3 separate regions of the Homo sapiens genome follow, and all the other regions are linked to region 2. A link is a loop called in an ENCODE intact Hi-C map of the cell type or tissue named here. Cell type or tissue: dorsolateral prefrontal cortex. All regions are shown on one strand. Links, peaks and the distances in the headings refer to the core of each region. The heading gives the core; the rest is flanking DNA.

Region 1 (10,635 bases), core at 1,144-9,143, 120 kb before region 2:
TCTCTACTTCCACCTTTACAAAATTGAGCGAGGTCAATCTAGCTTTCCAAATCCACTTGTAGTGGACTGAAAGGCAGTTCCCAAAAAGATACATCTTCATCCTAAACTCCAACACCTGGGAATATAACTGCAAATGATAAAAGATGTGATTAAGTTAAGGGTTTTGAAATATATGAAAAAATCCTCAACATCAGTAATCATCAGGGAACTGCAAATCAAAACCACAAAGCGATACCATCTTACTCCTGCAAGAATGGTCATAATCAAAAAAATCAAAAAATAATAGATGTTGGTGTGGATGCAGTGAACAGGCAACACTTCTCCACTGCTGGTGGGAATACAAACTAGTACAGCCGCTATGGAAAACAGTGTGGAAATTCCTTAAAGAACTAAAAGTAGAACTACCATTTGATCCAGCAATCCCACTACTGGGTACCCAGAGGAAAAGAAGTCGTTACACAAAAAAGATACCTGCACACCCATGTTCACAGCAGCACAATTCACAATTGCAAAAGTGTGGAACCAACCTAAATGCCCATCAATCAACGAGTGGATAAAGAAACTGTGGTACATATATACAATGGAATACTACTCAGCCATAAAAAGGAATGAATTAATGGCATTCACAGCAACCAGGATGGAACTGGAGACTATTATTCTAAGTGAAGGAACTCTGGAATGGAAAACCAAAATCACATGTTCTCACTCATAAGTGGGAGCTAAGCTATGAGAATGCAAAGGCATAAGAATGACACAATGGACTTTGGGGACTCAGATGGAAAAAGTGGGAAGGAGGTGAGGGATAAAAGACCATAAATAGAGGTCAGTATACACTGCTCGGATGATGAGTGCACCAAAATCTCCCAAATCACCACTACAGAACTTATTCATGTCATGAAATACCACCTGTTCCCCAAAAACCTACGGAAATAAAAGTTTTAAAAATAAAATTAATTAATTAATTTTGTAAAAAACGTTAAGGGTTTTGAAGGGAGGAGCTCATCCTGGTTACCTGAGAGGGCTCTAAGTCCAGTGGAAAAATGTCCTATGACCGTGAGGCAGTGGGAGATTCCACCCACAGCAGAGTAGACAGTGTGACCACAGAGGCAGAGATCGGAGAGCGCAGAGAGTGCGTCCAGAGGTCAAGGAAAGCCCAGAGCCACCAGAAGCTAGCAGAAAACCAGAACTGATTCTGCCCAAGAAAACCTATAAAAGAAGTTGCAGCCCTGCCAACCCCTGCCCCCCTCCCAGCCCGTTGTAACCCTAACCCTAACCCTAATCCTAACCCTAACCCTAACACTAACCCTATCCCTTCATCAGGGACCAAGCAGGGCTCAGGAATGTCCACCGTACTATACCTTGGTGTTCAGGAATGTTACGTGATCGCTCCTGTTTTTTTCCCAGCCACAAGGGCAGAGCTACCCAAGGCCATGGGAACCCACCTCTCACATCAGTGTGGCCTGAATGTGAGACATGAAATCAAAGGACATCATTTTGGAGCTTTAAGATTTGACTTCCCCGCTGGATTTTGGTCTTGCATGGGGCCTGTAGCCCCTTTGTTCTGGCCAGTTCCCCCCATTTGGAATGGGTGTATATACCCAATTCCGGTACCCCCACTGTTATCTAGGAAATAACTAACTTGCTTTTGATTTTACAGGCTCATAGGCAGAAGGGACTTGCCTTGTCTCAGATGAGACTTTGGACTATGGACTTTTGAGTTAATGTTGGAATGAGTTAAGACTTTGGGGGACTGTTGGGAAGGGATGATTGGTTTTGAAATGTGAGGACATGAAATTTGGGAGGGGCCAGGAGTGGAATGATACGGTTTTGCTCTATCCCCACCCAAATCTTGAATTGTAGCTCCCATAATTCCCACGTGTCATGGGAGAGACCCAGTAGGGGGTAACTGAATCATGGGGGTGGGCATTTCCCATGATAGTGATTTCATGATAGTGAATAAGTCTCACAAGATCTGATGGTTTTATAAAGGGGAGTTCCCCTGCACACACCCTCTCTTGCCTGCCACCACGTAAGATGTGACTTTGTTTCTCCTTCATCTTCCACCATGATTGTGAGGCCTCCCCAGCCATGTGGAACTGCGAGTCCATTAAACCTCCTTTCCTTTATAAAGTACTCAGTCTTGGGTATCTGTATTGTCAGCATGAGAACAGACTAATACACTGTCCCCTCAATGGGACCTCACCCAAGAGGCTACCTGCGAGCAGAAGGCAACCCCAGCAGAAAGAGGCTTTTTTGGTAGTACTGGGCAGAGTGTGAGAGATCAGCTGGGCATCACTCACATCAAGAATGGTGTGGGGGCCGGGCACGGTGGCTCACGCCTGTAATCCCAGCACTTTGGAAGTCTGAGGTGGGCAGATCACCTGAGGTCGGGAGTTCAAGACCAGCCTGGCCAACATGGTGAAACCCCATCTCTACTAAATTGCAAAAATTAGCCACGTGTGGTGGTGCACACCCATAATCCCAGCTTCTAGGGAGGCCTAGGCAGGAGAATTGCTTGAACCCAGAAGGCAGAAGTTGCAGTGAGCCAAAACTGCACCACTGCACTCCAGCCTGGGTGACAGAGTGAGACTCCATCTCAAAACAAAAAAAACAATGGTATGGGCAGAGTTCCTGGAGGGGGAAGCCCAGCAGTACACCCCACATGGATGACAAGAGCACAACTGAGGAGCCCTCTCCTCTTCCTTTCCTCCCTCCTCCCTTCCCAGACCCTGAAGGAGCTGAAGCAGCTGCTAGGAGTGGGAGGGGAGGTGAATCCGAGAGAGTGAGGACATTGGCCATACACCCGCTGCCCATCCCCCCAACCTTCCCCACTGCGGAAAGCCAGGCCTGGTCAGCTTGAATAGGAGAAGCTTTATATTGGATGGAAGATAAATATTTTTATTTATATAGGACTGGGTTTATTTTCTTAACCTGACAAAAGCAGTTTCCTTTTTGCCCAACATTTTATAAGAATTTTCAAACATATAGAAAAGTTGAAAGAATAGTATAATAAATACCTATATATTCACCACCTAGATTCAAAACTTGTTAACATTGTGTGTATGTGTGTATACATGGTCTTGCTAAATCACTTGAAAGCAAGCTTCAGACACCATGACTCTTCATTCTTAAATCCTTCAATGTACATCTCCTAAAAGAATCAGACTTTTAATGTCTAAAATTGAAATTGATCTAATACCTGAAAAAAATGGGTAAACTATACTTAGCTGAAACATTTTCAAGGAGGGGTGCTATGGTTTGAATGTCCCCTCCAAAACTCATGTTGAAATTTAATTGCTATTGTGATGGTATTAATAGCTGGGGGCCCGGCACAGTGGCTCACACCTGTAATCCCTGCACTTTGGGAGGCCAAGGCGGGTGGATCACCTGAGGTCAGGAGTTCAAGACAAGCCTGGCCAACATGGTGAAACCCCATCTCTACTAAAAATACAACAATTAGCTGAGTCTGGTGGCATGCGCCTGTAATCCCAGCTACTTGAGAGGCTGAGGCAGGAGAATCGCTTGAACCTGGGAGGTGGAGGTTGCAGTGAGCCAAGATCGTGCCACTGCACTCCAGCCTGGGAGATGACAGTGAAACTCCGTCTGGAAAAAAAAAAAAAAAAAACAGGTGGGAACTTGAAGATATGATTAGGTCATGAGGGCTCTGCCCTCATCAGTGGGTTAATGCTGTTATCAGAGGAGTGGGTTAGTTATCCCGGAAGCAGGCTCCTGGTAAAAGGATAAGTTCAACCCCCAGTTCTGTCTGTGTCTCACACTCTCTCACCCTCTCTCACCATGTGATGCCTGCCACTATGTTATGATGCAGCACTAAGGCCATCACTAGATGCAGTACCATGCTCTTGGACTTCCCACCCTCCAGAACCATGAGCCAAATGAATCTCTTTTTTTATTTTTTTTAAATTACCCAGTCTGTGGTATTCTGTTATAGGCAACAGAAAATGGACAAAGACAATGTGGGGAGAGAGAAGCAACAGAGCAAGTGCAAGGATGGAGGCAGAAGAAAAATAAAAACTATACCCTACTTTGCACTCTACAAAATCCAGCCCATAAAATGACCCAGTTTCACAGAGATAAGACAATTTCAGATCATGACAGGTGCTATGAAGAAAATCAAACAAGACAGAGGTGATAAGAGTATGGCTAGAAGGTAAGGCAACATTGGAGTGGCTGGTAAGAAATGAAATCCCCAGAAAAAGAAGGTGACATTTGAGATGAGACCTTGATGACAAGGATGACCTGGCAATGTAAGACAATCAGGAGAACAGCATTCAAGTCAGGGTAACCAATGAGGCCAAAGGCCTGGAGGCAAAAGGAGCATGGAGTAATATCTTGGTGAGGGAGAGGTGGCAGAAAGTACTGAGGCAGGAGAGGTGATCACAGACCAGATCCTGTTGGTCAAAAAGAGGAGTGTGGGGAGAATTTTAAGCAGGAGCGTGACTGATCTAACCTAGTTTTCTAGATGTTATGGCTGCTTAGTAGAAAAAGACTTGTTGGGAAGGGCCAAAGTGAAGCCAGGAGACCATCAAGGAGGCAGTTTGCAATCCTCCAGGTGAGAAAGTATGGTGGCTTGGACCAGGGTGGTAGCAGTGAGGTAAGCAGTATTGCTCTCCCCACTTTACAGATGAGGAAGCAGAGGCCCAGAGAAGCTAAGTGACTTGATGAAGCTCATGCAGCCCTTAGGTAGCAAGATGCTTAAAATGGTAAATTTTGTGTTATGAATATTGTATTACTTTTTATTGTAATGAAATATATACAACACAAAATTTACCATTTTAACAATTTTTAAGGGTACAATAAGTGGCATTAAGTATATTCACGATGTTGTGTGACCATGACTATTATCCATTTCCAGAAATTTTTCATTATCTCGAATAGAAACTCAGTACCCATTAAACCATAACTCCCCTTTTCCCCCTCTGTGAGCCCCTGGTAACTTCTGTTCTACTTTGTGTCTCTGAATCTACCTGTTCTATATACCTCCTATAAATGGAATCATAAAATATTTGTCCTTCTGTGCCAACTTATTTTCACTTAATGTTTTTGAGACTCATCCAGTTGTCATCGTTTCCTTCCATTTTAAGACTGAATAATATTCCATTGTATGTTATACCACATTATGCTTATCCATTCATCTGTTGATGGAGGGCCGGGACTTTTACCAAGATGTCTGATTCCAACGCTATTCTGGTTGGCTCTGTTGAGCCCTGTGCAGTACCCGCTATAGCCACCAGAGGGAGCAGAGGGAACACCAGGCGGGCGCACTGCAGGCACCGGGCGGTTTCTGGGAAGAAGAGGAACAGATGCAGCCTTTTGCACACAAAATCTTACACGCAGAAACCATGCAAATAGAGGGAAGCTGGCCGCCAGGAAAGCACCCAGACTATAGAATCGGCCACAAGTGGAAGAAAGGAGAAGGAAGGGTTAGGGCTGGAAGGAGCTGCCCCTGTGATCCTGGTCCAACCCCTAAAATGGAAACAGAGGCCTCTGGCCACCCACAGTTTCCCTGACAGCTGTCCTCAGCGTGAACAACCTCCGTGCTGAAGAGCTCAGGAGGGAGGCGGAGGGGGGCCGGTCCAGTAAGGCTCGGGTTCCCATTTCTGCCCTTCTCCAGCAGCGGCGTGACCTCCAACCTGTGGCTTGCACATTTTACGGATGAGGAAACTGGGACTTGGAGCTGTTGATTGTCCAGAGCAAGTGGAAGAGGCAAGATCTGAATGCCACCACGTGCCTTGTGATTCTCTTCTCCAAGCTCAGCGCCCTGGTTTCTTCAGCCGCATCTCATGATATGTGGTCTTTAGGACTCTTCCCCACCTCATCTGGTTGGCCAGCCTCCCTACAGGCGAAACGTACAAGGGTCTGTGGCTCTTGAGGCTGGTCTGACCACCGTGGCCTCCCTCTTCTGAGCACCCAGCCTCTAATAATGCTACCCAAGTTTGCCCTGGCTGGTTTTGGCAGCCACCTCATGTTGACTGAATTTCTGTCAGTTTCAATCCCTCGGCTTTTCTCACATGTGCTGTTGCTAAGCCATTTCTCCCCCACTGCATCCTTGTGCAGCTGGGTCTTTGGATGCGAGTCCAGGAACTGACATTTATCCCTGTCAAATTCATCTTGTTCATTCATCTGACAAACATTTGTTCAGTGCCCACGCCATACCAGGCACCAGGAATACAGGAACGAAAGACAAGGCTCCTGGCCTAAGGAGCTCACATTGGTATTCATCACAGCCGTAGCCACTAGTGAGTGAGGGGCTACTGTGTGCCAGGCATACAGCCTCTGCTGGGTGCTCTATGTAGGCTGTCTTCTTAACCCTTACAGCACTGCAGTGTCGGTGGCATTGTCCCCATTTTGCAGATGGGAAAACCAGGGCTCAAAAACTTTATGAGACTTGTCTGAAATTACATTGCCAGAAGGAAGCAGGCCCAGTATTCAACCTTCCAACTGCTTTGGATCTTGATTCTGTTCTCCTACTTAGACACCTTGTATCCCAGCTTTGGGTTCTCTGAAAACCTGATAAACTTTACTTCTCTGAATTTCATCAACAGCACTGATGAAGCTAAGATGAGATCAGAGCTCTGGGGTGGGCCACCAGTGCCCCCCTGCCCAAGATAAACAGCCATCTATGATTCTGAACACTGTTGGGTTGGCAGATACGAATGCACGCAACAGTGAACTCCTGCCCTCACCCCCAGCACCAGGTTCCCTCCCCTGACAAGCAGCTATGTATACGGTTGCTGTCATTTTTATCATCAGACTGGTCCCTGCTGCCGAGTCCTCTACATGCAGGAGCTCAGCTGTGACTGGCCCTTGCCTTCATCATGATAAAGTTTCATCTGCCAATCCCCCTCCCGAGGAGGGACATGCAAGTCCAAGGACAAGGTTGGTGGGGGAGGGGAGCAGTTGAGGGGATTTCACAGGCTCTGAGTATCTTCCCTTGCATCTGTGACTTCTGTCCCATGCCGTCTGCTCCTGGAAGCTCAGCCCATCTTTATCATTAAGCTCTTCTGCCATGCTGAGGGAGACCAACTGCAGAGCAGGCCTGTGCAAGGGCTGTGGGCAGGAAATAAGGCAGGCAGAATACATGCACTACTTGGGGGTAGGTATAAAATGGGCTCCGAGCTCCCAGCCAGGACCCAGGGGACACCATGCTTCATGACAGAATTTGGGGTTACCACCTCACAGGACGACGTGCACTCCCCTCCTCACACCCCTATGAGCTTGCAACAGTTATCATTCTGCCCATTTTTGCAGGCGAGAAAACAGGCCCAGCAAGTGTGGTCTGGGACAGAGCACTACCTCTGCTAAGAATGTTTCCTGAAAACAGATCTGGGATTTCCAGGGCCCCAAAGGACAGCAGAAAGCAGGGCCCTGCCATGGACACACCAGTGGAGATAAAAGGACTACCGATGATGGCGGTGACTCCAGAGTTTTAAAGACCCTTTGGACATTGTTGAAAACCTCTAGTCTAGCTTTTTGTGCCTGAAGAGCATCTGGGGAATATAAACTCACAAACTCCTGCCAAGGGTTCAGAGAGCAGCCAATACATCCTTCAGGAAGGCCCTGCCTTTGTGGCCTTATAGTTGAGTGGGGAGAAGGCAGATAGATAATAAGCAAGTGTATCATTTCAGACAGTGATGAGTGCTATAAAGAGTGTACGGTTGGTATAGAGAAAGCTGCTCTAGCTAGCATGGTCCAGGAAAGCCTCTCGGAGGAGGTGTGATTTGAGGAGCCAAGAAAGACCCAGCCTTGGAAACAATGAGAAAAGAGATGCTGAGTGGGAACGAGGCTCTCCACCCAAAGCATGGATGGCATAACAGGGAGGAGACCTCACAGCTCAGATAGGAGATCCCAATTGGGAAGTGGTGGTAAGGTGTCCCAGGGAGCCTGACACCTGTCCCCTCCATTCTTCCTTCATTCTCCAAAGCAATGCTCTGAGTCTTCTCCATTTCCTCCCATCTTCAAAATCCATTTCTGCACAAGGCCTAGCCCAGAGCAGGTGCTGGATGTTTGCTCGGTGAATAAACTCCTGAAGGCCAGCAAGGAGGAACTGTGAGGACGAATCAGAGGAGATCCTACCTTCGTCTGCAAGGAATCACTTGAGGGAGTTGACCCCTTTAGGGGGTTCAAGCAGAAAAGACAAAGGGATTCCAGAAGGTGGGAGGAGGGGTCGCCTACACAATTGGAAAATTTCACACAAAAGTCCAGATTTCAAGCTATTTTTAAAATATCTGAAGATCTGGCAACTGAAGCCTGCATATCCCCATGGCAACACCAGCTGGTGCTGAGCGGGCCGCTGCCCCCTTCAGACTGGACATGCGCTCTGCAACTCCCCGTGGCCCCGCGCTCCCTTTCGCTGGCACTTGGCCCACCTCACTTGGCCACATCACCTGGCCCCGTGAGTTGAGTTGGCCAACCCTGGCTTAAGACATCGGATGAACAGAAAGCCGTGCTGGGACATGGGGACAGTGGCATGTGTCCCCTCCGCCTGCTGCTAAGGAGCGTCAGCCTGGGGTCCCGCCCTCCAGTTCTTAGGCAGGTGTCTGGTGTGAGGAAGCTCCGGGATCCACATAATCCGTTCCCTGCGCTGGGTTCTTTGCCAGGTGGCGCGAGGGCTCCAAAATGCAGCCACACCCTCCTGAGGAAACAGGTGCCGTTCCGGTGCACACCAGAAGGGGGCGACTCTCCCGACCGTGCCTTCAGAGCTGCCCATGAGGACATTTCCTAGCCTTGCCCTGGCAGCTGGAGCACAGCCCTCAGAGCGTCCTGTGTCCCTGCACTGTGCCACTTAGGGTGGCAGCTGAGACCCAGGCTGCCTGGCAACATGATGGGCTTGACCAGAATTAGTTGGGCCAGGGCTGCCTCCAAGGGCCCAGGGAGGGCCTCAAGAAGCCCACCCACATGGAAGGGCTTTCGGCCCGTGCCCCAGGAGCTGGAGAACACTCCTCCTGTTCTGGCCTCTCTTCCTCCTCCTCTTCTGGGAGTGTCGGGCCTTGCTGAGGCCTGTGCCCTCAGGGCTGACCCTGTAATTAAATACTGTGTGCCCAACACTGGGCTCAGGCTTTATACACTTTTATTTAAAACCCCAACAATCCCATAGGTAGGTTTTATTCCCCGTTTTGCAGTTACAAGTGATGAAACTGAGGCTTAGGCGGGCATCACTACGCAGCTAACAAGACGTAGAGTCGAGATTCAAATTCAGGCTTGTGCAGCTGGGCACGGTGGCTCATGCCTGTAATCCCAGCACTCTGGGAGGCCAAGGCAGGTGGATCACCTGAGGTCAGGAGTTCGAGACCAGCCTGACCAACATGGAGAAACCCCCGTCTCTACTAAAAATACAAAATTAGCTGGGCATGGTGGCGCATGCCTGTAATCCTAGCTACTCGGGAGGCTGAGGCAGGAGAATCACTGGAACCTGGGAGACGGAGGTTGTGGTGAGCGGAGATTGAGCCATTGCACTCCAGCCTGGGCAACAAGAGCAAGACTCCCCCTCAAAAAAAGAAAAAAATTCAGGCCTGCAGAATCCTCATTCCCTGAACTGCCTCACTCCCATAAAGGAAACTTTAGAATCAGCCTGTGAAGGGAGAGAGAGATTGGGGTTTGAGGGCAGAGGACATCCCATGGCAGGTCAAGCCTGAAACCACCATACAGAGGCCACCAAATCTGTTAGAACCACCCAAGCACAGGGGCTGAATCTGGAGTCCCTAATAAGTCACTGACGAAGCCACGGGCTGAGAGGCCCCCAGTCAGCCACCAGAGAGGAATAGCTCCTGGCCCTTGGGAATTTACGGAATGTCTCGCCATCCCTGCCAGGGACTGCAGTCTGGGGAGCAGGACAGGGGCCCACACGTGCTGCAGAACTGCCTGGAACCACCCTGGAGAGGGTGGTGAGTGGGCAGCCAGCAGGCAGCAGCCACAGCAGGAGCAGGGGCACAAATGGCCCCATGGAAGTTTCATGATGGGTGAGAGACCCAGAATCTGCCCAAAGTAAGGCTAGGCACCACTGAGTGTGACTCGGTGAGCCCCTGGAGCCTCACGGGTCACAAGCCTCAGGAGCTTCCCCACTCCCACCCCCAGGAGGACAGAGAAGCCCAGGGGATTATCGGCCCCTCTGAGACTATCGCAGAGATGTCCCAGCCCCTGAGACCAAGGCCACCACCCTGGATGGAAGAGAAATTCTGCCCAAGCTGCTTCATCCATTTTACCTCCCATTTCCCCCCAACACACCTTACACTCACATCCCTGGGTTGGCAGGTCCCTCTCCGGTTTTATCTTTTGATCCCCACCCTCCACATCCAAGTTCAGTGTAAAGGCCACCTTCTCCAGGCAGCCCACCCTGATCCCATTCCCCAAACCTGGTCATTATTACCCTCTCCTTTGACCCCTGGAATGTATGGACTTCTCCCATGACATTGAGGTCATCTCCTTCATGCTGTGATTGTTTCTGGGTGGCTGCCTCCTCTGAGGCTGGAGGGTAGGGCAGGCACCATAGCTCCTAGAACGGGGCCTCAGATATACAAGCCCATGGCGCACATTGGATGGAGGGAGGGATGGATGGATGAATGAACGGATGGACAGATGAATGGGCAGATGGACAGACAAATGAGTGAGCAGCTAGGA
Region 2 (10,635 bases), core at 1,634-9,633:
GACTCACTGCAACCTCCGCCTCCCAGGTTCAAACGATTCTCCTGCCTCAGTCTCCCAAGTAGCTGGGGCTACAGATGCGTGCCACCACGCCCGGCTAATTTTTTGTATTTTTAGTAGAGATGGGGTTTCACCATGTTAGCCAGGATGGTCTCGATCTCCTGACCTCATGATCCGCCTGCCTCTGCCTCCCAAAGTGCTGGGATTACAGGTGTGAGCCACCACGCCGGCCTGCCCCAGACCTTCTTACTAGCAACTGAGTGTCTGAGTCCAGCACAATTTTCCCTGCTGCCCTCATAGAGAATTCAATTCAGCCCCAAATACCACCCCCTACATACGTATGTAAACCCGCATGCGCAGAAAAACGTGCAGAAAAAAATACATGCACGCACACACCCCTAAGGCCCCTCTGTTCCCATCTCTCTCTGTTTATCTTCTCAGGAACTCCCCTTTCTTCCCATCTCTCCTTATTAGTGGAAGAATCCCACTGGAGCACCACATACCCGGGGAGAGTGAGAATGGCTTCTTTTCTTTCTTTCCTGTTTTAGGACACATTTCTGTTCTTGCGGGTTCTTATCATACTTACTATCTCTGTCACCATGGCCAAGGCTTGCAGCTGCTCAGAGCCACAGTTCCCTCACAGTGAGATGGGCATAATAAGAGCCCTTTCTCCTAGAGACGTACAGCAGTTAAATTAGATAATTCATTTAGGTGGTTAGTACTGTGTCTGGCATGCAGTGACTACTCAGTAAGTGAGGGCTTTAATAAAGTTGAGTGAAATGCTTTGAGAATTTGGCAGGACTGTATACAAAGTGAGTTTCCCAACTCCTGCAACCCGAGTTATGTAAGATAGGAATTTGTAGTAATTTCCCAGTAAGAAAATGGAGGCCTGGAGTCTGAAAGGTAAAACTGGAATGAAGATTCAAATCCCTGGATCCCAAAGCCACTCCACGCTGCTGGCAAATCCACTTATGGCTGGGAAAGTGCATGATAAATGACCATGAGTGGGCACCGGTAAGGGAGGGTGATGCTATCTGGTCTGAAGCTCTGCAAGGGCAAGAATTACATCCCTAGCATCTTCCAATAAGGTCTATCAGAAATGTCCAGTGGCCCAACCAAAGCCCATGTCCTCTCTTTTCAGGTGATGACTTTCCCCTGAGGAAGCCCTGTAGCGTGCCTGGAGGAAGGGGCTCTCCAACCCCAGCCCCACCTAGCCACCATGAACACTTCAGCCCCACCTGCTGTCAGCCCCAACATCACCGTCCTGGCACCAGGAAAGGGTCCCTGGCAAGTGGCCTTCATTGGGATCACCACGGGCCTCCTGTCGCTAGCCACAGTGACAGGCAACCTGCTGGTACTCATCTCTTTCAAGGTCAACACGGAGCTCAAGACAGTCAATAACTACTTCCTGCTGAGCCTGGCCTGTGCTGACCTCATCATCGGTACCTTCTCCATGAACCTCTATACCACGTACCTGCTCATGGGCCACTGGGCTCTGGGCACGCTGGCTTGTGACCTCTGGCTGGCCCTGGACTATGTGGCCAGCAATGCCTCCGTCATGAATCTGCTGCTCATCAGCTTTGACCGCTACTTCTCCGTGACTCGGCCCCTGAGCTACCGTGCCAAGCGCACACCCCGCCGGGCAGCTCTGATGATCGGCCTGGCCTGGCTGGTTTCCTTTGTGCTCTGGGCCCCAGCCATCCTCTTCTGGCAGTACCTGGTAGGGGAGCGGACAGTGCTAGCTGGGCAGTGCTACATCCAGTTCCTCTCCCAGCCCATCATCACCTTTGGCACAGCCATGGCTGCCTTCTACCTCCCTGTCACAGTCATGTGCACGCTCTACTGGCGCATCTACCGGGAGACAGAGAACCGAGCACGGGAGCTGGCAGCCCTTCAGGGCTCCGAGACGCCAGGCAAAGGGGGTGGCAGCAGCAGCAGCTCAGAGAGGTCTCAGCCAGGGGCTGAGGGCTCACCAGAGACTCCTCCAGGCCGCTGCTGTCGCTGCTGCCGGGCCCCCAGGCTGCTGCAGGCCTACAGCTGGAAGGAAGAAGAGGAAGAGGACGAAGGCTCCATGGAGTCCCTCACATCCTCAGAGGGAGAGGAGCCTGGCTCCGAAGTGGTGATCAAGATGCCAATGGTGGACCCCGAGGCACAGGCCCCCACCAAGCAGCCCCCACGGAGCTCCCCAAATACAGTCAAGAGGCCGACTAAGAAAGGGCGTGATCGAGCTGGCAAGGGCCAGAAGCCCCGTGGAAAGGAGCAGCTGGCCAAGCGGAAGACCTTCTCGCTGGTCAAGGAGAAGAAGGCGGCTCGGACCCTGAGTGCCATCCTCCTGGCCTTCATCCTCACCTGGACACCGTACAACATCATGGTGCTGGTGTCCACCTTCTGCAAGGACTGTGTTCCCGAGACCCTGTGGGAGCTGGGCTACTGGCTGTGCTACGTCAACAGCACCATCAACCCCATGTGCTACGCACTCTGCAACAAAGCCTTCCGGGACACCTTTCGCCTGCTGCTGCTTTGCCGCTGGGACAAGAGACGCTGGCGCAAGATCCCCAAGCGCCCTGGCTCCGTGCACCGCACTCCCTCCCGCCAATGCTGATAGTCCCCTCTCCTGCATCCCTCCACCCCAGTCCCCGGGAAAGGCCGGTGGGAAGAGGGCAGGGGCTGCATCCTCAGCCCCAGGGCCCTGCTCAGGCCTCACCTGGCTTCCCAGGACCCTGGGTCACCTTCCTGGGCAGCCCAGAGAGACCCTGCCAACTTTCCAGACTTCGCTATTCCCAGGCAGGGAGGGAAACCCGGGGAACTGGTTTTTCTGTTCCCTGCTGGGTGGGAATGCGCTCTTCACCAGGAAGAAGGCCCGGGAGGAGGATCCGGGCTTTGGACTCCTTGTTTGCCTTTAGGCAGGAAGTCAGGAGCCAGCAGGGCGGGCCAGGAGAAAGAAGGCTTAACATTAAGTATTCCTTGGCCCAGCAGCGGCCCAGATTGCGGTGTGAGATGGTGCCCCCTGGGGGGCACAGCCAGAAACTGAACTGGCCGCTGGGAGAAAAGCCAGATGACAGGGAGCTGGGGAATCCCCTCGCTTCATAGGCAGAGCCCGCCCACCTGGGCCCTAGGCATACTCTCCAGGATTGTCCACAAATGTCCTCAGAGGGTCCCTAGGTGGGTCAACTCCAAGGCAAATGTCCAAGCATCAGCAAGACAATGACACTGGAAGGGTCCGGCTTGGCTAGTCACATATCAAGTCCCGAGGCAGCAACAGGACCAGGAGCCAGGTGTCCTGACTGTCCTACAATATCATTTTCCTGGGAGTGGGAGTCAAGTGTGCCTGCTATCCAGCCGCAAATCCATACCCCCTGCCCCAGAGAAGCCTCAGTCCCTCCCTCCTGGCTCACAGCCACCACCTGGATGGATCTGCTCCATGCAGATCTAGCCAGGCCTCCCGCATGCTGCCTGCCTCCGGCCCTGCCCCACACAGGCCTGGCCCAGCCAGCAGGTTCTCTCCTGTGAGCTCCCCAATCCAACCCATGCATGGCCTCCCAGCCACCCGGATCTCCAGGCCCAGCCTGGCCCCAAATGTTCTTTCCTTTCATCCTCAGCAAGTGCTGAGTCTGTGAATAAAGCCACATAACCAGCGGGCACTAAGGGGCCTTCCTAACTGTGTTGGCTCAAGGCCTTGGTCTCAGGCCAGGGCTGAATGGGGCAGGGAGGGCCCAAGTACTTTGGAATGTGGGCCGTGGCCGTGAAAGTGGTTCTAGGAGGGCCAGCACTGCATGGTTGGATCTACTAAAGCCTGGGGACCCCAGCACCGTGGAGTCCCTGGCTCAGGTGAGTGGGGCTATAAAAGGCAGACCTGACCTCTGGAAGTGAGGCAGCTAGGTGAAATAAACCAACCCTGCCCACATCCCTGCATATTCTCTATTGGCTCTGCCATACCCGGGGAGAACAGAACTCTTCCAAACCCCCATTTACACATGAGGAGATAAGGCCCAGAGATCCAGGAGGATTGTTCAGGGTTACCCCACAGAGCAACACCCAGACTTCCAGGCAATTCATAACCTCCTGACCTCTGGACTGAGTAGATGACAGCCTAAAGTATTTAGGCCAAAACACTCCATCAGGATGACCCTCAGGTCAGGTTATAAGGCACTTCTTTGGTGAAGGGTCCCCAAAGCCCAACGCAAAGGAATTCTAGAGAGGTTAATCCCGTAGCCTGGAGTAGTGGTTTCCAAGACGATCATTGGGTTCAGTGATTTGCTAGAATGATGCATAGAACTCAGCAAAGTTATTATCCTCACAGTTTATTACAGTGAAAGAACATAGAGCATAAAACAGCAACAGCAAAAGGTGCACAGAGCAGAGACCAGGAGAGACCAGATACAAACTTCCAGCTGTCCTCTCCCAGTGGAGTCGTGCAGACAGTGCCCAATCTTCCAAGCAATGATGTATGACAAAAAAAAATGAAGTACTGCCAACCAAGAAAGCTCACCAGAGCTTTGGTGTCCAATGTTCTTACTGGAGGCTGATCGTGTAAGCATAGCTGACCACCCACATGGCTGACCTTACTTAGTCTCCAGCCCTTCCAGAAGTTAAACTGATACCATGTGGCCCAAGGAGCAAAGGTAAGCAAAAACACTTACCAGGCAGGATATTCCAAGGGTTTAGTGTTATCTTCCAGGAGCCAGGCAAGGCCAAACCTTTCTTTGAAATGTGCAAATGTGCAGGATTCGGATAATCCAGACTTGCTGAGTGAATCTTTCAGTTCACAGTGGTTCTGACCAGTAGCCCCAGTATCACCTGGGAACTTGTTAGCTATGAGAATTCTCAGGGTCCTCCTAGATTTACTAAATCAGAAACTCTGTGGAACTCGCCACCTATTTTTAACAAGCCCTCTAGGTGTTCTGATGCAGGGTAAAGTTTGAGAATCATTGGCCTAGAGGGATGAGGTCCTGGGTGGAGCTAAGCCCTTGCAGAGAGAGGAGTGGAGATTCAGCCCCCTTATAGCCGTTGGGACTCCCAGAAGCCTTTGGAAGAAAGCTTCCAACACGATAGGAAATGGTATCCATTGAAGATCTAAACAGGATAGGCTAGCCAGGAACTACAGCACTGTGAGAATGACCCTGCTGTTTGGACCTTCCTGTTTGGAAGGATCCAAACCCCATATCCCCTTCCCACCAGCACAGCTTACGGGGTTGTGAGCTCAAGTTCCTAAGAGGGCCCCTCCCTTACCACTGCTCCCTCACAGCCCTAAGGCCCCTTTAAGGCTAAATGCCCTGCCCCATGTTAAAGGCGTTGAAACTGAGGTCCTGGGAGGCAGAAGGACTGAGCAAGCTGAGCAGTGCTGGGAGAATAGGAACTTTGGGGCCAGATTAACCTGGTCTCTACTGAAGGCCAGAAGTGGAGGGGGTAAATCTGGTATTCACATCAGGAATGGAGCTAGCAGTTCACACTTGTCCCTTGTCCCAGATGCAGGTCTGACCTGCCATGTCCCTCACTGAACAACCTTAGGCATGTCTCTTCTCAGTGTCTTCATCTCTGAAACGGGAACAAGCCCTTTGCAGAAGTGTTAGGAGGATGAGAGAGATTGTAGGGAAATGCCCTCAATGGCTCTATGATCAGTGTTACCACGGGACAGGGCTGCTCACCGGTAAATGCCAGAAACCAGGACTAGTTTCAGACCCAGCTCTGACCCTACACCTCCAGCCTGAGCTTTGAAAAGCCCATGCCCCCAATCCAGGGAGAAGAAACTTAAATCCCATCATGGCTTGGTTAAAGCAGTTTGGGGGAACAAGTTTCGGCGGGAAAGGGTGTGTGCATTCCAGGAAGGCTTCCCGGAGATGGGGTCTGTGCCCTCAGTCCTCTGAAGCTAGATTCCTGCAGGCCCAGCTGCCAGAGAATTGGGGAAATGGGATAAACCCAAAGAGAGAGGGTGGCTGGACATGGCAACTGTCCACCCCAAACACTCCACCACTGCCCCGTTCTGAGAGTCTTTCTTGGCCCCAGAAACAAGGGCGACTACACGCCTGAGCTGGAAATAGGGAAAGAATGAAGCGGCTTTTTGAATGCTGTCTTCCCCTCTACTGCTACCAACCCCTTCTCCGGCCTGGAGAAGTTAGGATCCTCTCTCCTCCTGCGCCACCTTCCTTCCACTCCCACCGTGTTGCTTTAGCGCCATCTGCCGGCAATCACAGGAATAGCTCTGCCAAAACACGGCTCTTGTAACCCGCCTGAGCCTGCTTATCAGACAAGACCACAGGACAAGATGGAGTAGGTGATTCTGGCCACCCCAGTCCCTGCCCCCAAGTCTCAGCAGGTACATCAGACCCCAGAAGAATCAGCTTCCTTGGATACCACTATAAACTTGCAGAGACAGGCCCTACCTCTCTGGCCAGTATACCAAATTCACCAACAAGGAGATAGAAGGTAGGGGGCTTGGCATCTAGGAACAGCTCCAACTTCTCCTAATCCCCCATGGCCCCAGGCCTTTGGAATCCTTGGTTTTATTCTTAGGACACTGGCTGGGATTTCACAGGACTCATGCTGACCCAACTGGAAATTTAGACAAGTACCTGCTCACCTTTAGAGCACAAAAGTCTTTTGAATGGCCAGGTTCCCCACACCAGCCTCAGGCTCTAAGGGGCTTGAGAGAGCTTGAGGTTATTGCTTCTGACATCGTTGTTGTTAGCACCTTTGGTAACATACACACACTGGATAACCCCACAAATCAGACTATCACACAAAATAAGCCTGAAAACAGTTCTCACTCTTCACTGTGAGTCCCTGTCCTTCCCCTGCCCTTGAGTTTCACTTTCTCTCTTGATATTCCTGGCCTGGCTAGCACCACCATTCACACGTTGCTCAAACCAGAAAGCTGGGAGTCATCCCAGACTCCTTCTGTCTTTTACTCCCTGTACTCAGCGTATCTCCTGAATTGTTCACAAATTCATCCAGTTGTCTACATCCCCACTGCCTCCAAACTAGTCCAGGCTTCTTGCCCAAAGTGCCAAAACAATCCCTTAATTCAGGGATTAGCAAATTTTTTCTATAAAGGGCCAGACAGCAAATATTTTAGTTTTAGACTCTGCAGACCAAGAGACAAAATCAAGAATATTGTGAAGGTACTCCAATATTACACAGTCTCTGTCACAACTATTCAACTCTGCTGATGCAGTCAAAAGCAGCCATAGACAATATATACTTAAATGAGCATGGCTGTGTTCCAAAAATATTTTCTTTGAATATCACTGAGATTTGAATTTCATATAATTTTTCTTGTGTCACAAATACTATTTTTGTTTATTTTTCAGCCTTTTAAAAATGCAAAATTCAGGCCAGGCGCGGTGGCTCACGCCTGTAATCCCAGCACTTTGGGAGACCGAGGTGGACGAATTGCCTAAGGTCAGGAGTTCGAGACCAGTCTGGCCAACATGGTAAAACCCAATCTCTACTAAAAATGAAAATAAAAAAATTAGCCAGGTGCGGTGGTGTGCGCCTGTAATCCCAGCTACTTGGGAGGCTGAGGCAGGGGAATTGCTTGAACCAGGGAGGTGGAGGTGGCAGTGAGCCGAGATCGCGCCACTGCACTCCACCCTGAGCAACAGAGGGAAACTCCGTTAAAATAAAAAATGCAAAATCCATTCTTAGCTAATGACTGGTACAAAAACAGGCCCACCAGACATAGTCGGCCAACCCTGCCTTAATTGGTCCCACTCCCATCCATTCTCCATGCTCTAGCCAAAGTGATTTTGCCAAAACACAGATCTGATGCTTTCAATTCCTTGCTTACAGCTAGCCAATCGCTTAAAATAAAAATGCAAGCTCCTTAGCCTTCAAAAGCCTTCCCATTCAGCCCTACTTAATTCTTCAGCCTCTTCCGTGACACCTCCCTTACAGACCTTAGTCCCAGCCTCTGGAATTCTCCTGGTCCTCACACAGGCCCTCAGCTTACTTCTTCATGGTTTTACTCCTTTCAGTTCCTTTGCTTGGATCAGTCTTTTCCTACTTCACCTGGGAAATGTATATGCCTTCTTCAAGAGCCAGAGAAAAAAACAGCCCCCACCTGAGAGGGTTGCAGGGTGTCCTCGGAGGGACAGCAGGTTTCGGTTGAAGCTAGACGGTGGAGGAGATGGTCAGAAAAGAGGCTCAGATGCAGAGGCACTGGAAGACCACTAAACGGAGAGGGCACAGCAGAGAGGTCTGGGAGGAAGGGCCCAGGCAGTAGAGGGAGGGGATATGTGGGACACGTGGGGAAGGGTAGGGAAATGGCAGTTAAAGCAGAGAGAGGCCGGGCGCGGTGGCTCACGCCTGTAATCCCAGCACTTTGGGAGGCCGAGGTGGGCAGATCACCTGAGGTCAGGAGTTTGAGATAAGCCTGACCAACATGGAGAAACCCTGTCTCTACTAAAAATACAAAATTAGCCAGGCATGTTGGCGCATGCCTGTAATCCCAGCTACTCAGGAGGCTGAGGCAGGAGAATCACTTGAACCTGGGAGGCAGAGGTTTCGGAGAGCCGAGATTGCACCATTGCACTCCAGCCTGGGCAACAAGAGCGAAACTCTGCCTAAAAAAAAAAAAGCAGAGACAGACCCACATGAGCCTCCAGTAGTCCTCCCCGAAGACCCATCCTAAAGGGCTTTTTGTGCACTGGGCCAGCTCCAAGGTCCTGGAGAGGATGGATAGTGTCTTTTTATGGCAATCTCTGCCATCACCTCACTCCCAGTGCCATTCCCCCACACCTACTGTGGTCCTCTCTTCTGGTTATCTGGAGAGATACCTCCGCTGAGGCAATGCTTAGAAAGGGGTCCATCTGTGGGCAGTGGAGGTGCTTACTTAGAACCACTTTGCTAATGGCAGGACCAGGACAACCAGGGCTGTCCAAATCCAGAGCTAAACCAAGGTTTTGTCTCAACACTAACTCCTCTGCTCACAAGCTGGATGACTTTGGGCAACTTTTTTAACCTCCATGAACTTTCATTTCCTTACTGGGAAAAAAGAGCTGCTATACTTTCCTGATGGGGAGTTCAGTTCAGATAAATAGTTGCCAGGCCCCCACTCTGTTTCAGAGACTGTAGGAGCAGGGAGCAGAGAAGTAAATAGAACATAGTCTCTGCCCTGGAGAAGCTCACATTCTAAGAGTTTTTCAAAATGTGGGTTGTGACCCCATTAGTGAGTCATGAAATCAGAGTCATGATCAGCTTTTTTTTTTAATGAACTTGTTTAAAGTAGATTTGAAAATACGGGGGTGTGACACATAATGAGGGTAAGTAGTACTTTTTGAAACTTTTGTTTCACTTTAGAAAGGGAAAACAGATACATGTTTGCATGCACCAGATCACTAGGTAAACTATTTCTAATGGTGGAACATGGTACTAGGAGTTTGAAATCCCCTGGACTGGGAGTCACTGAAAGGACTAAAGGAGATAAAGTATGTGGATTAGTTTCCTAGGGCTGCCGTAACAAAGTACCACAAACTGGGTAGCTTACAACAGAAACCCATTGTCTCACAATTCTGGAGCCTAGAAGTCTAAAATCAAGGTTTTGGAGCAGCCGTGCTCCTTCTGAAACCCGTAGGGAAGACTCTTTCCTTGCCTCTTCCACTTCTGGTGGCCACAGGCATTCCTTGTCTTACAGCTGCCACACTTCAATCTCTGCCTCAGTCATCACATGGTGCTCTCTCATCTGTCTGTGTCTCTCTGTCTCTTCTCTTCTTATAAGGGTACCAGTCATGTTGGATTAAGGGTCAACCCTACTCCATTGCGACCTCATCCTAATTAACTATATCTGCATTCTGTGGTACTGAGGGTTAGGGCTTCAATATATCTTTTTAGGGTACACAATTCAACCCATAACATTATAGGACAGTGCCCAGCACCACGTCAGGCTCTCAGGGAGAGTTCTTTGAGCTTGTCCCCCGCAGAGAGCCAGCCCAGGAGCCTTCAAGCACCTGTAACTCTAGGGCTTCAAGTCTGGGTGCTTGAGTTGGGAAGTACTAAACCATCAGAACCTCTAGTTTCCTGTTCTTGAAACCCAATGCAGAAATCTTGCAAAGCCAAAAAATACTATGCCTCAACATACTCCTCAGAGCATACCAGATCTTGAGCCTCTCCTTCCTAATTCAAACTTCCCTATTGCCTGGAATCCCACCCTCTTCTTTCCTCCTCTCTTCTCCCAGTCCCCCCAGAGGAGATGATATGGAGTACAGCAAGAGTTTGGGAGCCAGAGTTTTTTTGTGAACATGGATGAGTCACTTCATTATTCCAAGCTTCAGTTTCCTCATCAATAAAAGGGGGACAAATCATGCTAAGCCTGTCATATGTTAAACACTCAGAAAACACTGGTTTCCTTCCCCATCCCTGCAGTCTTCACTTTCCCTTTATTCCTCTCTGCCTCTGCCCAACCAAGTCTTGGCCAGCACACTTCAGACCCTGACCTCTCAGCATCTGTAAGCACTTGGCATATTGTCTGTGACACAGTAGGCAATAATTTTTTTTTTTTTTTGAGGCAAAGTCTCACTCTGTCGTCCAGGTTGGAGTGCAGTAGTGCCATTTCAGCTCACTGCAACCTACACCTCCTGGGTGCAATCAATTCTCCAGCCTCAGCCTTCTGAGTAGCTGGGATTACAGGCGCGCACCACCACG
Region 3 (10,635 bases), core at 1,666-9,665, 310 kb before region 2:
ATTTGTATCAATGATCTACTGGCAACAGATTGGAGAAGAAACTTTTATACACTCAGTATCTATTTACAAACAGAGAACATTCCTTCTGAGAAGACCTGCCATTGATTAACTGTTGATTCTTTAACGTTTTAAGTGTAAAGTTTCACTTGTTAAACATCCTTTAAGTTTCAAAGTGTGCTTTCCCTTTGCTAACATTTCCCAAAGGTTGTTATTGTTCCCATTATCTAATGTGCCCCTGTTTCTCAGGTTTGGGAGAAAGTTCGTGCTCAGATGGTCTTACCTCCAGCTCGCCATTGTAGGCACCTGTGCGGCCTTTGCTCCCACCATCCTCGTATACTGCTCCCTGCGCTTCTTGGCTGGGGCTGCTACATTTAGCATCATTGTAAATACTGTTTTGTTAAGTAAGTCAATATTTTCGATCCACATTTTCCAAGCCTTGGCTTTGACATTGAAGCTCCACCTGTATTTAAAGCTAAATCTTGTTTGTGTTTTCTTTCAGTTGTAGAGTGGATAACTCACCAATTCTGTGCCATGGCATTGACATTGACACTTTGTGCTGCTAGTATTGGACATATAACCCTGGGAAGCCTGGCTTTTGTCATTCGAGACCAGTGCATCCTCCAGTTGGTGATGTCTGCACCATGCTTTGTCTTCTTTCTGTTCTCAAGGTATTGAGCTTGCATTCTTCTTTTGCCATATGACATCCTTGAATGCAGATGTACATGGAATGAGGACATGAATTCCATTTGATCCTCTATCTAGCCTTGAGTACATTCTCCTAATCTGTGCTAAATATGCAATTCAAGAAGCAAAACACAAAGGGTTTCCTGATGAAATTAAGGACAGTTAATTAAATTTGAATATAAGATAATCAACAAATACTTCTGAAAAATATCCAAATATTGCAAGGGATGCAATAAAACTCAAAATTATTCACTGTTCATAGGAAATTTTATTTCACCCAAATATTCAGTATTTTATTTAACTGAATAAAACATAGGAGGTTCCATTTAATTCAAATTTCAGATAAAGAACAAATAATTTTTAGTGTAATGATATCCAAAATATCTCATGGGACATGCTTATACTAAAAAAATCATTGCTGCTCATTAGAAATTTAAATTTATCCATACCACTTTTTTTATAAGAAAATCTTTTTTAACTTTTATTTTAAGTTCAGGGGTACATGTGCAGGCTTGTTACATAGGCAAACTTGCATAATGAGGATTCGTTGTACAGATTATTTTATCACCTAGGTATTAAGCCTAATACCCGTTTGTAATTTTTCCTGATCCTCTCCCTCCTCCCACCTTTAGCTCCCACTTATAAATGGGAACATGTGGTATTTGGTTTTCTGTTCCAGCATTTAGTTTGCTAAGTATAATGGCCTTCAGCTCCATCCATGTCCCTGCAAAGGACACAATCTTGTTCTTTTTTATGGCTGCATAGTATTCCATGGTGTATATATGTACCAATTTTCTTGGTCCAGTCTATCACTGATGGGCATTTAGGTTGATTCCATGTATTTGTTATTGTGAATAGTGCTGCCATGAACATACGTGTGCATATGTCTTTATAGTAGAAGAGTTTCTAGTCCTTTGGGTATATACCCAGTAATGGGACTACTGGGTTGAAAGGTATTTCTTTCTTTAGGTCTTTGAGGAATCACCACACTGTATTCCACAATGGTCGAATGAATTTACACTCCCACCAACAGTGTAAAAGCATTCCTTTTTCTCCGCAACCTAGCCAGCATCTGTTACTTTTTGACTTGTTATTAATAGCCATTCTGATTAGTGTGAGATGGCATCTCATTGTGGTTTGATTTGCATTTCTCTAATGACCAGTGATATTGAGCATTTTTTCATAATAGTCGGTCATATGTGTGTCTTCTTTTGAAAACTGTTGCAAATGTTCATTACAGCTCTATCAACAATAACAAAAACATGGAATCAACCTGAATGCCCATCAATGACAGATTAATGAAAATGTGGTACTTACACACCATGATTATGCAACCATAAAAAAGAATGAGAGTATGTCTTTTGCAGGAACATGGATGGAGCTGGAGGGTATCATCCTTAGCAAACTAATACAAGAACACAAAACCAAATACATGGTTTCACTTATAAATGGGAGCTAAATGATTAGAACTTATGAACACAAAGAAGAAAACAATAAACACTGGGGTCCACTTGAGAGGGGAGTTTGGAAAGAGAGAGAGAAGCAGAAAAGATAACTATGGGTACTGGGATTAATACCTGGGTGATGAAAAAATATGTACAACAAACTTCCATAATACATGTTTACCTGTGTAACAAACGTTCACATGTGCCCCAAATCTAAAATAAATTAAAAAAAGAAAAGTGTCTGTCCATGTCCTATGCCCACTTTTATTTTATTATACTCTAAGTTCTGGAATACATGTGCAAAACGTGCAGGTTTGTTACACAGATATACATGTGCCATTGTGGTTTGCTACACCCATCAACCCACCATTGACATTAGGTATTTCTCCTAATGCTATCCCTCCCCTAGTCTCCCATCCCACAACAGGCCCCAGGATGTGATATTCCCCTCCCTGTGTCCATGTGTCCTCATTGTTCAACTCCCACTTATGAGTGAGAATATGTGGTGTTTGGTTTTCTGTTCCTGTATTAGTTTGCTGAGAATGATGGTTTCCAGCTTAATCCATGTCCCTGCAAAGGACATGAACTCATCCTTTTTTATGGCTGCATAATATTCTATGGTGTATATGTGCCACATTTTCTTTATCCAGTCTATCACTGATGGGCATTTGGGTTGGTTCTAAGTCTTTGCTATTGTGAATAGTTCTGCAATAAACATATGTGTGCATGTGTCTTTATAGTAGAATGATTTATAATCCTTTGGGTATATACCCAATAATGGGATTGCTGGGTCAAATGTTATTTCTGGTTCTAGATCTTTGAAGAATCACCACACTGTCTTCCACAATGGTTGAACTAATTTACACTTTTACCAACAGTGTAAAAGTGTTCCTATTTGTCCACATCCTCTCCAGCATCTGTTGTTTCCTGACTTTTTAATGATTGCCATTCTAACTGATGTGAGATTGTTGTGGGATTGTTAAGGAATCAGAGAGACTGATGGGGTTCAGGAGGATATTTATTATTTAGGTGCACTGGCCCAGTCAAATTAACATCCAAAGGACTGAGCCCTGAACAAAGAGTTAAGTTACCTTTTAAACATTTCGTGGGGTGGGGGGAGATCTGTGCAGGGGGAAGCATATTACAGAAGTGAGAAACAAAGACAGTTATTCAATTAATTGAGACATGCATTACATCATTTCTTACTTTTCAAGGAAAAACATGTTTTACAACTTGAGTTTATCTGTCTAGTGACCTTGCAGCTGCACAGCTAGAGAAACAGGGTCTTCACAATGCTTGGGAAAGGAGGAGAGATAAGGCTCACTAGCAACAGAAAAACAGGCAGTTAATTTTTAAAAGACTCCAGCTCTTTCTGTTTCTCAGGGGGAATTGGGTTTTCTTACATGCAACTGAGTTTCTGCTTACACATTCTTTAATTTCTTTTAATTCCTGTTCCATTCCTTCCTTTGGTGCTTTTTATAACAAAAGTGTTAATAGAAAGCACCACTGTTTGCCACCTCTTCACGGAGCTGCGCTTCTTCTACTGGCAGCGGCTGATATTTTGTTAATGCTATCAACTGCGCAGTAGTGTGTCAGGTTACTATTGCCTCTATAGTTGACTGTATACTCCTAACAAACTGGGTTAAAGGGCAAAGGAGGATGAGGCAGATACCAAGAATAAGCAAGAACCCACCAGAGGGTTTTGAATCCTCCAAAAGCTAAGAACCATCCTCCAAACAAGGAATCTGGGGACCACCTGGACCAAATCTGAACTGGAACATGGACCAACTTGTTCATTCTAGCTGTGATTTCCATGACAGCTAAGCCATTATCATCAATTTCTTGGCAACAGTTGGTTAAATTAAATTTTCCATGTACTCCTCCTTCTGAGGCTTTTAATTCAGCCTTCTGAGTGGAAGTCCCAGAAGGTAAGGCTTGAGCCTCGACTACCGAGTGTTGGATCACTACTACATACCTTGCATATCGCACCCCATCTGTTATGAAACTGCTACCATCAGTGAAGTATTCAACATCTGGCCTCTCCAAGGGGGTATCTCTGAGATCTTCCCGGCTCGAGAACACTTCGTCCACCATATTTATGCAACAGTGGGGAAGGTCCTGCCAGCAGTGAGGCAACCCACTGCCCTTCCAATCGGGTTTCTCCACAGACAGCAGGGTAGCTGGGTTCAAGGTATTTATAGTCTCTAGTGTTATCTGGGGATTTTCACACAGAAGTCCTTGATACTTTAGCATTCTAGAATTGGACAGCCAACGATGTCCTCTTGGCTCCATTAAGGTGACTACAGCGTGTGGCACCCGAACTATTAACTTCTGACCTAGGGCTAGCTTGTTGGCATCTTCTATAAGGATTGTGGTAGCCACCAATGCCCTGAGGCATTGGGCCAACCTAAGGCCATGAAGGTCCAGTAAGCTACCAGCTGATGCCAACAGCCCAACAACTGAGTTAAGACTCCCACTGCCATTCCCTTTCATTCATCCACATACAAAAAGAAGGGCTTTTTTTACATCTGGCAACCCAAGTGCTGGGGCCTGGATGAGAGCTTCCTTTATATCCTTGAAGGCCTTTTCCTGTTCCTTTTCCCATAGGAGGGGCTCTCTTTCCTTTCCTTTGATAGCCTCATATAAGGGAGGAGCCTTGCTATAAGGGAGAAGTTTGGAATCCAGATTCGGCAGAATCCTGCCACACCTAGAAATTCCCTGACCTGCCACTTGTAACTGGGGTGGGCAATGCACATACAGCCTCCTTGTGTGCACTTCCAAGCCTGGGCTGGCCTTGGGATACCATGAATCATAGATATCCAACCTCTCAAAAACAGACTTTTGCCTTGTCCTTGGACACTTTATAACCAGCTTCACACAGCAGGTGAAGAAGCCTCTCTATTCCTTGGAGGCATTCCTCCCTCATGGGGACAGTGAATAACAAATCATCAATGTATTGTAATAGCACACAATTGTCACTAGGTGGTGCAAAAGCCTCAAGATCTGTGGCCAAGGCCGCCTCAAAAATGGTAGAATTTTTTTTTTTTTAAATTATACTTTAAGTTTTAGGGTACATGTACACAACGTGAAGGTTTGTTACATATGTATACATAAGCCATGTTGGTACGCTGCACTCATTAACTCATCATTTAACATTAGGCTATCCCTCCCCCCTCCCCCACCCCACAACAGACCACAGTGTGTGATGTTCCCCTTCCTGCGTCCATGTGTTCTCATTGCTCAATTCCCACCTATAAGTGAGAACATGTGGTGTTTGGTTTTTTGTCCTTGTGATAGTTTGCTGAGAATGATGGTTTCCAGTTTCATCCATGTCCCTACAAAGGACATGAACTCATAATTTTTTATGGCTGCATAGTATTCCATGGTGTGTATGTGCCACATTTTCTTAATCCAGTCTATCATTGGTGGACATTTGGGTTGGTTCCAAGTCTTTGCTATTGTGAATAGTGCCACAATAAACATACGTGTGCGTGTGTCTTTATAGCAGCATGTTTTATAATCCTTTGAGTATATATCCAGTAATGGGATGGCTGGGTCAAATGGTATTTCTAGTTCTAGATCCCTGAGGAATCGCCACACTGTCTTCCACATGGTTGAACTAGTTTACAGTCCCACCAACAGTGTAAAAGTGTTCCTATTTCTCCACATCCTCTCCAGCACCTGTTGTTTCCTGACTTTTTAATGATCGCCATTCTAACTGGTGTGAGACGGTATCTCATTGTGGTTTTGATTTGCATTTCTCTGATGGCCAGTGATGATGAGCATTTTTTCGTGTGTCTTTTGGCTGCATAAATGTCTTCTTTTGAGAAGTGTCTATTCATATCCTTCGCCCACTTTTTGATGGGGTTGTTTGTTTTTTTCTTGTAAATTTGTTTGAGTTCATTGTAGATTCTGGATATTAGCCCTTTGTCAGATGAGTAGATTGCAAAAGTTTTCTCCCATTCTGTAGGTTGCCTGTTCACTCTGATGGTAGTTTCTTTTGCTGTGCAGAAGCTCTTTAGTTTAATTAGATCCCATTTGTCAATTTTGGCTTTTGTTGCCATTGCTTTTGGTGTTTTAGACATGAAGTCCTTGCCCATGCCTATGTCCTGAATGGTATTGCCTAGGTTTTCTTCTAGGGTTTTTAAGGTTTTAGGTCTAAGATTTAAGTCTTTAATCCATCTTGAATTAATTTTTGTATAAGGTGTAAGGAAGGGATCCAGTTTCAGCTTTCTACATATGGCTAGCCAATTTTCCCAGCACCAAAAATGGTAGGAGAATTCTTAAACCCTTGCGGCAGCCTTGTCCAGGCATATTGCAATTGCCCCCACTGGCAGGCAAATATAGGCTGACTTTGGGGAGCAAGCTTCAAACAAAAGAAGGCATCCTTTAAGTCCAGACATGTGAACCACGTGGCCTCAGCAGGAATCTGTCCCAACATTGTGTAAGGGTTGGGTACTATGGCATGGATAGTCACAGTGGCCTTGTTTACCGCCTGGAGATCCTGCACTGGCCTGTATTCACCTTTTGGCTTGCTCATGGGCAGCAGAGGAGTATTCCAGGAGGACTTGCATTTCACTATAATCCCATGTTCATAGAGCTGATTTAGATGTTTTGTTATTCCTTCAATTTCCTCTCTAGGTAGTGGGTATTGACGGACTCATACCGAGGCAGCATGAGGGTTAAGCTCTACTACCACCCAGGGGTCTGTTTGCAGCAAGTCCAGGGGGGTTTTCCTCAGCCTATACACGTGGTACCTTGAAAAGCATCCCCCACATATTGTGTAGGTCTGGCTCCAGTGGCCTTCTGGCACACAGTTCATAGAGCTGCCACTCCTCAGCCCTTGGGACAGTCAGGGTCAATACCCATTGCCTTTAGCACCTCTATCTCCAGGGTCATATTCCCTTTAGGTATAAAGGAAATTTGTGCCTGCAGTTTCTGGAGTAAGTCTCTCCCTAACAAGAGCACTGGACAATTTGGCATATATAGAAACTCATGCTGTACTTTTTGTGCCCCAATAACACATCCCCTGGATTTGCATAAAGGTTTCTTTTCTTTGGCCCCAGTAGCCCCTACGATAGTAGCACAGTTCTTCGTGGAGGGGCTAATTGGGTGAGTTACCACAGAGTAATCAGCACCAGTATCAACCAAAAAATCCATTAATCGGCCCCCTACTTCCATAGACACCATAGGCTCCCCATGGCCTAAAAATATGGAGCCCAGTCTGTCTCAGTCCTCAAAATTCTCAGCCCCCTAAGCCAATCAGGTCAGGATCTGCCTTTCAGACATGAATAGCAACAGAATGCCACACTCGGGTGTTAGACAATTGACCATCATCTCCATCCTTTTCCTTTTCGGGGCACTCATCTTTCCAGTGGCCCATTTGCCTGCATCTTGCACATTGGTTCCTGTCCAACCAAGACTGGCCTTCCTCTCCTGGTCTTGTCTTCCCCCTTCCTCAGCCTCTGCCTCAGCCATGCCCTCTAGCAAATCCAGGGTTAATTTCTGCTAGTGCAGCAGCTATAAATCAAGCTGTCTCTTTGTTTCTATTTCTGGTTTTTCTTTCTTCCTTTCTTCCCGGTTTATGTATACTTTGTTTGTTATTTCCAGGAGTTCACTAATGTGTTTCCCTGCAAAGCCTTCCGGCTTCTGAAGGTTTCATCTTATGTCTCCCTGAGCTTGCCTGACAAAGGTCATTTTTATCATATTTTGGTTTTCAGGAGCCTCTGGAATAATTGGAGAGTACAGCCTATATGCCTCGCAAAGCCTTTCATAGAATGCACTTTGGCTTTTGTCAGGCTTTTGGCACACTTCTGATATTTTACTCATATTCATTGCCTTCCTTCCTCCTGCTTTTTTCCCATTTGGGAGTGCCTTTCTATATAGCTGCAGCCATTCCATGTCCCTTGCCTCATTTGGGTATTGCTCCACAGTGAACTGGCATGGGTTAGGGGTGGCCTCTGGGGCTTCCCCTTCTAACCAGCTGAGAGCTGCCTGATTAACTCTCCTATGCTCCTCTGTATTAAATAAAGTTAGCAAAAGTTGTTGACAATCTGGTCAGGTTGGGTTGTGTGTCATAATAATAGAATTCACCAAATCAATGAGGGCCTGAGGCTTTTCTGTATAGGAAGGGGTGTGCTGTTTCCAATTTAAGAGATCAGTAGTGGAGAAAGGCTGATAAACGTAAACCCTAGAGCCACCTTGTGTCTGCCCCTGGTCATCATAAACTTGTATCCTGGTCTCTCAAAGTGGCATCTGCAAAGCCTGTGGTTCGCCTGAGCAGAGGTGCCCAGCTGCCTCGCCCTGTCCATCTTCCCTGTTTTTTTCTAACGGGGGCTTCTGTTACTCTTTCAGGGGAGACTGAGCCTCACTTTCCTCCAAGCCTGACTCTCCAGATGCTCCTGACTCTGCCTCCTGCCTTATTCTGGCCAAAGACGGGTAGACTGGCACATATGGGGGCCGACATTCTCTTTCCTCTGGTGGGGCCTGAAGAACTGGTTTTGGCTGAGGCTTCAGGGATTCCTTTTCCTGGGAGATGCTAGGGGCTTTAGGTTCCTCTGCTTTCTTTGGTTGGGTGCCCGAGCCACTAATGCCTTGCAGTATCCCTCTAGGCAGGGCTGTAAACAATTGGGGCTAGTTTGTGCCACACTGAGCCAAGAGTCTATATAGGGAAACTGGTCTGGGTATCCTGGTTGTCCTCCAACTCCAGTGACCACCTTAAACACACGGCCAATTAATTTCCTGTCTTTTGTACCTTCAGAGGGCCACCCCACATTGAAAGCAGGCCAATCTATCTCACAATACGTCCTTAATTTTTGAGCATCCAGTTTCATGCCATAATCACCTCTAAATCCTTTTTTTAAATACTTTATCATGCACTCCAAAGGAGTTGGTTTTGACACTTTCCCTCCCATTTCCTCCCTTGTGGCACACTTTCACTCTTGGGTCCACCAGACCGGGTCCTGTTATGGGAGTTTTGGATGCTGCTTAGCCAGGAACGTGCCTTCCCCTGTCACAGCCTGCTACAGCCATGAAGCTGGCCATGAAGCTGGTCCTATCAGCCATATGCAGCATCCTAGTTCTAATTTCCCCCACACTCACCTCCAAGCACACAGCCCCTGCTAAGGGATCTATGCCTCCTGTCACTCCCCACATTGGCCTCTCCCAACACTGTCTCTTTCACACACTTTCACACATCTCCCCTGCCCCAGGACTCCTCATCAGATGAAACAAGCCTCTCTCATGTCCCAGGTGAGCCTAGTTAGGCTCCCACATTCTCACACATACACACACCACTCCTACCCCAGGACTTCCTATCAGATGAAATGAGCCTCTCTCGTGTCCCGGGTAGGTTTACATGCACGCACACACTCCCAGTTCCTGTCTCCAGATCCAATGAACCACTTTCACTTTGTTAGTGGGGACATGAGGTTCATCCAAATTGGCAAGCGACTCCTGCCACCCCCAGCCATTCTGGGTTGGATTAGTGGTTGTTCCCTGGGAGGTGATGAAGCTCCCCTTTGTCCTTATGGGATGGGCTTCCCTGCCTTGGGCCCTTGCTCCTTACCATGGTTCCTGAAGTGCTGGTATCATACTGCAGCCCCACCCCTGGCTCCATTGCACTGCCAGGCAGGCTGCCAGGATGGGGGAAGAGCCAGTCTCCATCCAGGTGAAGCTCCCTCATGGTATGCCTTGGATGCCAGGTCTCCCATGGCCACAGGGCTGTAGTCCCACAGGCAAAGGAGACAGTAAATCTGTCATCTCCAATCCTGGATGAGTCCCCAGAAATGTTGCAGGATTGTTAAGGAATCAGAGAGACCAATGGGGTTCAGGAGGATAGTTATTATTTAGGTGTGCTGGCCCAGTCAGATTAGCATCCAAAGGACTGAGCCCTGAACAAAGACTTAAGTTACCTTTTAAGCATTTCGTGGGGTAGGGGGAGATCTGTGCAGGGGGAAGCATATTACAGAAGTGAGAAACAAAGACAGTTATTCAATTAATTAAGACATGCATTACATCATTTCTTACATTTCAAAAACAAACATGTTTTACGACTTGAGTTTATCTGTCTAGTGACCTTGCAGCTACACATCTAGAGAAACAGGGTCTTCACAATGCCTAGGAAAGAAGGAGAGATAAGGCTCACTAGCCACAGAAAAATAGGCAGTTAATTTTTAAAGGACTCCAGCTCTTTCTTTTTCTCAGGGGGAATTGGGTTTTCTTACATACAGCTGAGTTTCTGCTTACACATTCTTTCATTTCTCTTAATTCCTGTTCCAAGATGGTATCACATTGTGGTTTTGATTTGCATTTCTCTAATGACCAGTGATGATGAGCTTTTTTTCATATGTTTGTTGGCTGCATAAATGTCTTATTTTGAGAAGTGTCTGGTCATATCCTTTACCCACTTTTTGATGGAGTATTTTTTTCTTGTAAATTTATTTAAGTTCCTTGTAGATTCTGGATATTAGCCCTTTGCCAGATGAATAGATTGCAAAAATTTTCT

What was found. Peaks named below come from ENCODE experiments on the same cell type or tissue, not always from the same donor. Only the 100,000 strongest peaks of a DNase experiment are listed, where the experiment ranks them.
Region 1: a loop joins it to region 2, with 11 times the contacts of the local background. A loop is called at or near these places in 107 of 110 quality-filtered maps.
Region 3: it touches region 2 in a loop (7-fold over the local background); 41 of 110 quality-filtered maps call a loop at or near these places.

The regions. Positions count from the first base shown.
Region 1 is chr11:63,018,873-63,029,507 of GRCh38, reverse strand. No RefSeq gene overlaps it. Among named protein-coding and RNA genes, the nearest start is that of SLC22A8, 8.3 kb to the right of the region's middle. RefSeq lists a silencer at 8,694-8,880 and an enhancer at 8,646-9,227. In dorsolateral prefrontal cortex, for the core only: CTCF peaks have their summits at 5,042, 5,242 (motif pointing right) and 8,675 (motif pointing right); DNase peaks (open chromatin) are centred at 5,267, 5,527, 5,967, 8,357 and 1 weaker place; H3K27ac peaks cover 3,408 bases.
Region 2 is chr11:62,901,682-62,912,316 of GRCh38, reverse strand. It overlaps CHRM1 (cholinergic receptor muscarinic 1), which reads left to right. Exons shown (of 2, transcript NM_000738.3): 2 at 1,139-3,638. The coding sequence starts at 1,217. The coding sequence ends at 2,599. It overlaps CHRM1-AS1 (CHRM1 antisense RNA 1), which reads right to left and starts at 2,910. Exons shown (of 3, transcript NR_199052.1): 1 at 2,702-2,910; 2 at 1,472-1,714. In dorsolateral prefrontal cortex, for the core only: CTCF peaks have their summits at 3,005 (motif pointing left), 5,975 and 6,176 (motif pointing left); DNase peaks (open chromatin) are centred at 2,935 and 6,176; H3K4me3 peaks cover 867 bases; H3K27ac peaks cover 5,545 bases.
Region 3 is chr11:63,207,347-63,217,981 of GRCh38, reverse strand. It overlaps SLC22A25 (solute carrier family 22 member 25), which reads left to right. Exons shown (of 12, transcript NM_199352.6): 6 at 247-401; 7 at 500-668. Among named protein-coding and RNA genes, the nearest start is that of SLC22A25, 31 kb to the left of the region's middle. In dorsolateral prefrontal cortex, for the core only: CTCF peaks have their summits at 4,961 and 5,160 (motif pointing right); no DNase peak of the experiment used is centred there.